Linked DNA regions of Homo sapiens: region 2 is linked to region 1. Evidence: read pairs that join two places in POLR2A ChIA-PET (ENCODE). Cell type or tissue: MCF 10A. All regions are shown on one strand. Links, peaks and the distances in the headings refer to the core of each region. The heading gives the core; the rest is flanking DNA.

Region 1 (2,917 bases), core at 314-2,813:
TGGTTTCTTATTTGCAAACTGAACTGTAAACTATTTGTTCTACCCATTTTATAAGACTTTTGTAAGGATAAAATAAAAGAATACATATGCAAATTACTGAAAAACCTGTCACTGTTGTTATTACTAGTATTATTGTGAAAGAAGCTGTAGATTTATGTCAGCCCCAGACAGGAGTTGACAGAACCTTCGAGTTGCACAAGGCCTGCTGGAGCACTTCAGAGAATTCCAAATGAATCTTGATTGCATTGTGGAATGTACAGCACTGGGGCCCTGGGGACCAGCATGGAATGTGAGTAAAGACAAGATAGGTTCTATCATCCTCCAGACCTGCAGATGTGTGTTCAAATCCTGACTCCATGGGGCTTGACTCTATCCCATCTGGAAAAATGGAAATAAAAGTGCCTACCTTACTGGTTTATTGTGAGGACTATTTGAGATAATGTATTTAAAGAACTAGCACAGTGCACGGCACATAGTGGGCACTCACTAAATATTAGCTCTTAATATAGTTATGAAAACTAAACCCAATGGGGAGAAAATGCAAGGCCATCTTGGTAATACAACTGTATGTATTATGAGGTAGCCAGGTCTCTCAGCCCAAAAGACCATATTCCAGGGCCAGGCATGGTGGCTCACGCCTGTAATCCCAGCACTTTGGGAGGCTGAGCTGGGTGGATGACTTCAGGCCAGGAGTTCGAGACTAGCCTGGCCAAAATGGCAAAACCCCCATCTTTACTAAAAATGCAAAAATTAGCTGGGTATGGTGGCACACACCTGTGGTCCCAGCTACTCAGGAGGCTGAGGCATGATAATTACTGGAACCTGGGAGGTGAAGGTTGCAGTAAGCTGAGATTTTGCCACTGCACTCTAGCCTGGGTGACAGAGCAAGAAAAAAAAAAAAAGACCATATTCCAGTGCTGCTGCTCTGAGAGAGCAGGAGCAGTTAGACTCACTGACCTCCCACGTTGCTTCCAAATGAGATTTTAATGTCAGCACAAAGCAAACGCATCTAGTCAGTTGCCAGCAACCAGGGCTGTTTTCCCCAGACTTCCCTTATGACTGACAGCTACACCATTCATTTCTTTGCTATGACCTACCTTGTAATTATGAAGCAACACTTTCTGGAATTCCCTAGCAGGCAGAGCACTAACAATAGAAAAATTGAAATTAAATGGAGATCAGTCCACAGAGCTCTTCATTTTCCCTTGGATTATGTGACAGTGGAATCAAGCCTAAACTAGACAATGCATGACAACACAATGAGCTCTGCACTAACAAACGCCAGATAAGCTCCAGCAGTCTGCTTTCGGTGGGTGGAAGTTCCAGGCTTGCAAAACCCTGTAGATAATAGAAGCAACAACTGGAGCACAATTGCTGACCCAGTTGCCAAATCTGATGCCATGTCATGGGGCTGGAATGCAGCTCAGTGCCATGCTGGACAGACTTTTCTCTTATACTACATGCTGATCAGAAGTTATTCACCCGGGCTGCATGTCTTCTTGCACATTACATGAACTAACACTTTGCCCGTTCATCTTGACAGCACAAGAGATACAGATGGGCAGGGTGTCCTTAAACATGCCTGCCTGTTCCTGTGATAGTTAAGTGATTGACTCAACAAAAATGGAAGAGAATTTGCTCAACTTTGATCCTTCTCTCTTCACTGGGTTTATGCAGGCTAGGTGGGTCACAGGACAGGTGAGGAAATGTGAGGGTGAGGCATTTCAATGTTATCTGATAGCACCAGTTGCCTCTCTTGACATTCCTTGCTAGCAAATATGAAAAATGCAATACCCTATATGAATATGCCTAATATGTCATTTTCCCCTAAGAAGGGAGAAGTGAGACTCTAACTATTATTATTAATTTTTCCAATGGAAATCCTCACTATGATTGCAGGATAATGCATCATCCATTTTGTAGACAACTTATTTTTTCTGATTTGATGTAAACTTTTGACTTTCTGCCCTTCTCTGCCCAGTTACTTCTAATTCTGAAGACTTTTTTCTCACATTCTTTCATGGTTTCAGTCTCTGCGGCCCTGACATCCTTTCCATATAATTCACCGCCAGATTTCCTGGTGACTTCCAGATTCGTAATCTTCTGGTGTCTTCCATTTGGATGAGCTCTGTCTCAGCCACTCCCCAGGAGGCCACACCTTATGCTTGGTCACAACTCAGATCGACTCCACTTTCAGGACGGCACATTCGGAAATCCCTTCCTTTTCTGGCTCCCTCCTTCCCTCTTTCTGCTTTGCATTTCATCTTAACTGAGACCTCTACTGCATGACTTTTATCTGGTCACCTACTCCGCCAATGCATTTGGTTTCATTCTTCTGCATCAGTCTGAACTCATTGGTCCATCATTCAGTTCAGGATCACCTACAATCCTCTTCTGTGATCTCTCTCAAATCTGTCTTTCCTTCCATTCCTGCAGGTGCTCTCTAAGACACTTGCAAGGATCTCCCACCCAGTCTCCTTATCTTCCAATCTGCTCTACTCTAATCTATATTAGTTACCCCTTCTAGGAGGATCATCCTGCTTTTAAAATGCCAATAAAGCTTTTCCAACTCTTATCCTCCAAACCCCTTCTACTTCTCCCTCCAAGTCTCGCTCCAGCTCTTTCCTCTCCTTTGAAATGCTCTTTCTCATCTCTGCCTGAAAAATACCATCTGTTCTTTCTAAAGACCATTTCCAATAGCATCTCCAGATTCCTCAAACTTTACTTGACCCCTTCTTGGTGTTATATGTCCATGCTAGCTATAGTGGTTTATATATTTGTTTTATCTTCTCTGCAGTGTGATCAGTGGAAGGTTCATGAGCTCTGGATTTAGAGAGAGATCTGGTTTAAGTTATCAGTATTTACCAGTTGTGTGATCTCAGGCAAGTCACTCCATTTCGCAAAGACTAAATTTCCC
Region 2 (2,917 bases), core at 174-2,673, 490 kb after region 1:
CACAATCCCTATGCTTAAAGCTTTATGATTTCCTTAGAAGCACATGACAAAAAAAAAAAAAAAAAAAAAGGCAGAGCTCTTATCTGAATCTTATCTCTAATAAGGCCAGTGGTGACTCCTCATCTGGACTGTGAACAAAGGCAAAGTTGATTCTGGTATGTCCTCATTTCAACACACAGGTATTCCCAGCACAGAGCTGGTACATTCCATTTTGCTTTAATCTTTTTTTTTTTCTATTTTGCTCCCTTGTGGGATCCAACGAGCTGGTAAATTCTAGCAAACACAGAGCAATAGCAATTGTCACAGCCAGTCAGGATAATCTACAAGCAAAAAGAACTTCCAGGAAGCCAACATAATTCTCTATAAAAACCCTCAAATATTTGACTAATGTACCATAGACACTGTACAAATAAGCACAGTCCCGCATTGCTGTCTCTGGCTAGATACAGAACTCTTTCATTGCCAGTTAGCAATGAACACTAAAAGTGAATATAACGCAATGTGTGTCCCACATCCTGATCAGCCATTTCTAATAGGCAGTACAGGAGTACTAAGAGAAAGACTAGGTTAAGGAACATTCTTTTCTGGTTTTGAAAAATCATAACCAGAAAAGCAACTCATGTCCTAGGGATAATGAGTCAATAGTAAAGACTTTTTCAGTGGCAGATAGAACATTTATTTGGGGCATCTTTCCAAAATCTAAAGTTCATATCTTCTGGAATGTCAAAGTTAATGGAACTTGAATAAGAGCCTTTGTCGCCTCTCTTTCTTGATAACTATGGCTGATGTTTTTGAAAAGTTATCCCTAAATATATCCTTGTATAAAATAATAGAGAATAAAGCCATTATCCAGTTTTTGATAAAGAAACATCTAGTATAAGGGTTAAAGGGTTCACTTTAGAGACAAAGTGAAGGAAATAAGTCATGTTGCATACGCTAGTCTCTATAATAAGAACAGGCTGCCAATCTGAAGCATTTCTATTCGAAACAAAAAGTACAGCTGAACAACAATTCAGAAACATGCCAGTTTTTCTCAATACCCAGAAATTTCTGTTTGAAACCATACTTTAAGTTATTCAAAAATGTTGTGCTGGCCGGATGCGGTGGCTTACGCCTGTAGTCCCAGCATTTTGGGAGGCCGAGGCGAGCGGATCACCTGAGGTCAGGAGCTAAGAGACCAGCCTGGTCAACATGATGAAACCCCACCTCTACTAAAAATACAAAAATTAGCTGGGTGTGGGGGAACGTGCCTGTAATCCCAGCTACTCGGGAGGCTGAAGCAGGAGAATGGCTTGACCTGGGAGGCGGAGGTTGCACTGAGCTGAGATCGCGCCATTGCACTCCAGCCTGGGTAGTAGAGTAAGACTCTGCCTCAATTAAAAAAAAAAATTTTGTACTCCAGCTGGGCTCAGTGGCTCATCCCTGTAATCCCAACATTCTGGGAGGCCGAGGTGGGAGGATCATTTGAGGCTAGGGGTTCAAGACCAGCCTGGGCAACAAAGTGAGATCCACTCTCTACCAAATTTTTTTTTTTTTAATTAGCCAGGCATGGTGATGCATGCCTGTAGAAGCAGTTACTCAAGAGGCTGAGGCAGGAGGATTGCTAGCCAGGCATGGTGATGCATGCCTATAGTTACTCAAGAGGCAGAAGCAGGAGGATTACTTGAGCCCAGAAATTTGAGCCTGCAGCAAGCCATGATTGCACCACTGCACTCCAGCCTGGGCAGCAGAAGGTGACTCTGTCTCAAAAAAGAAAAAAAAAGCGTTCCTTGGAACAACAGAGAAACTTTCTTGTAATGTCAGCATAAAATAAAGCACATGGTGTAACTTCCCCTCAACCAAACCACAAACAATTACAGCATAAACATCCATGTCTTTATAAAGCAACAACTAAAAATGTTACATTCAAAGTTAGGACTATGGAAAAAGGGACAATTTTTTAAATGCAGCTTGATGTATTTTATGGTATGGAATATCTCTTCCTGTAAGTTATCAAAATATGAAATACCATTTATTTATGTGCAAGCTGCTATACTGCATTACATGGGTTAGCTCATTCATTCTTCCCAAAATCCTGTGGAAAAATTATTATTATTATCATCCACCTTTTACAAGTGAGGAAAATAAGGCATAGAGAATCAGTTTCATGGCTTATAAATGAATAAGCCAAAATTCAAAACCATGGCTGTCTGACTCCAGAATTAAAGCTCTATTTTTTTTTTTTTTTAGCAAATTGTCTTTCCCTATAGCTATGGATATTTCCAAAAGAAGAGGCTTGAAGGCCTTTGCTCTTTTCTATATATATTCTTTCATTTATTTTACCTATTGCTTTTAAAAACACTTCCCCAAAATGAGTATGTTAGAATTAGAACATTGCCTACCTGTAAGACTTTATGACTGGTGCTGTTTGACACATCCTACACTACTCCTCCATGTATGCATCATGTATCCTTAATTTCTTCCTCTCTCTTTTTTTTTCTTTTGAGGTCTCGCTCTGTCGCCTAGGCTAGGGTGCAGTGGCACGATCTCAGCTCACTGCTGCAGCCTCTGCCTCCTGAGCTCAAGTGATCCTCTCATCTCAGCCTCCAAAATAGCTGGAACTACAGGCCCATGCCCAGCTATTTTTTGTAGAGATGGGGTTTCACCATGTTGCCCAGGCTGGTCTCGAACTCCTGAGCTCAAGTGATATGCCTGCCTTGGCCTCCTAAAGTGCTGTGATTACAGGCATGAGCCATATATCCTTAACTTCTGAGAATTTTTATTTTGAATACCATGCTCTCAATTCATAACAGGTAGTATATAAGTTTAGGTAGGCATTTAATTTATTTTGTCGTCAGATTTTTTAATCCTAGAAATAAGTACATTTAAATGCTCTCTGATCTACCCTGTACAATTCCATGAGTCTACAAATAGGCCT

What was found. Peaks named below come from ENCODE experiments on the same cell type or tissue, not always from the same donor. Only the 100,000 strongest peaks of a DNase experiment are listed, where the experiment ranks them.
Region 2: POLR2A ChIA-PET joins it to region 1 with 5 read pairs; 1 of 35 experiments calls an interaction of 5 or more read pairs at or near these places.

What each region holds. Positions count from the first base shown.
Region 1 is chr6:137,727,357-137,730,273 of GRCh38, reverse strand. LINC02539 (long intergenic non-protein coding RNA 2539) reads left to right here. Exons shown (of 2, transcript NR_121619.1): 2 at 1-104. Among named protein-coding and RNA genes, the nearest start is that of LINC02539, 10 kb to the left of the region's middle. In MCF 10A, for the core only: no CTCF peak of the experiment used is centred there; a DNase peak (open chromatin) is centred at 1,343.
Region 2 is chr6:137,239,164-137,242,080 of GRCh38, reverse strand. No RefSeq gene overlaps it. Among named protein-coding and RNA genes, the nearest start is that of IFNGR1, 21 kb to the right of the region's middle. In MCF 10A, for the core only: no CTCF peak of the experiment used is centred there; DNase peaks (open chromatin) are centred at 340 and 1,660.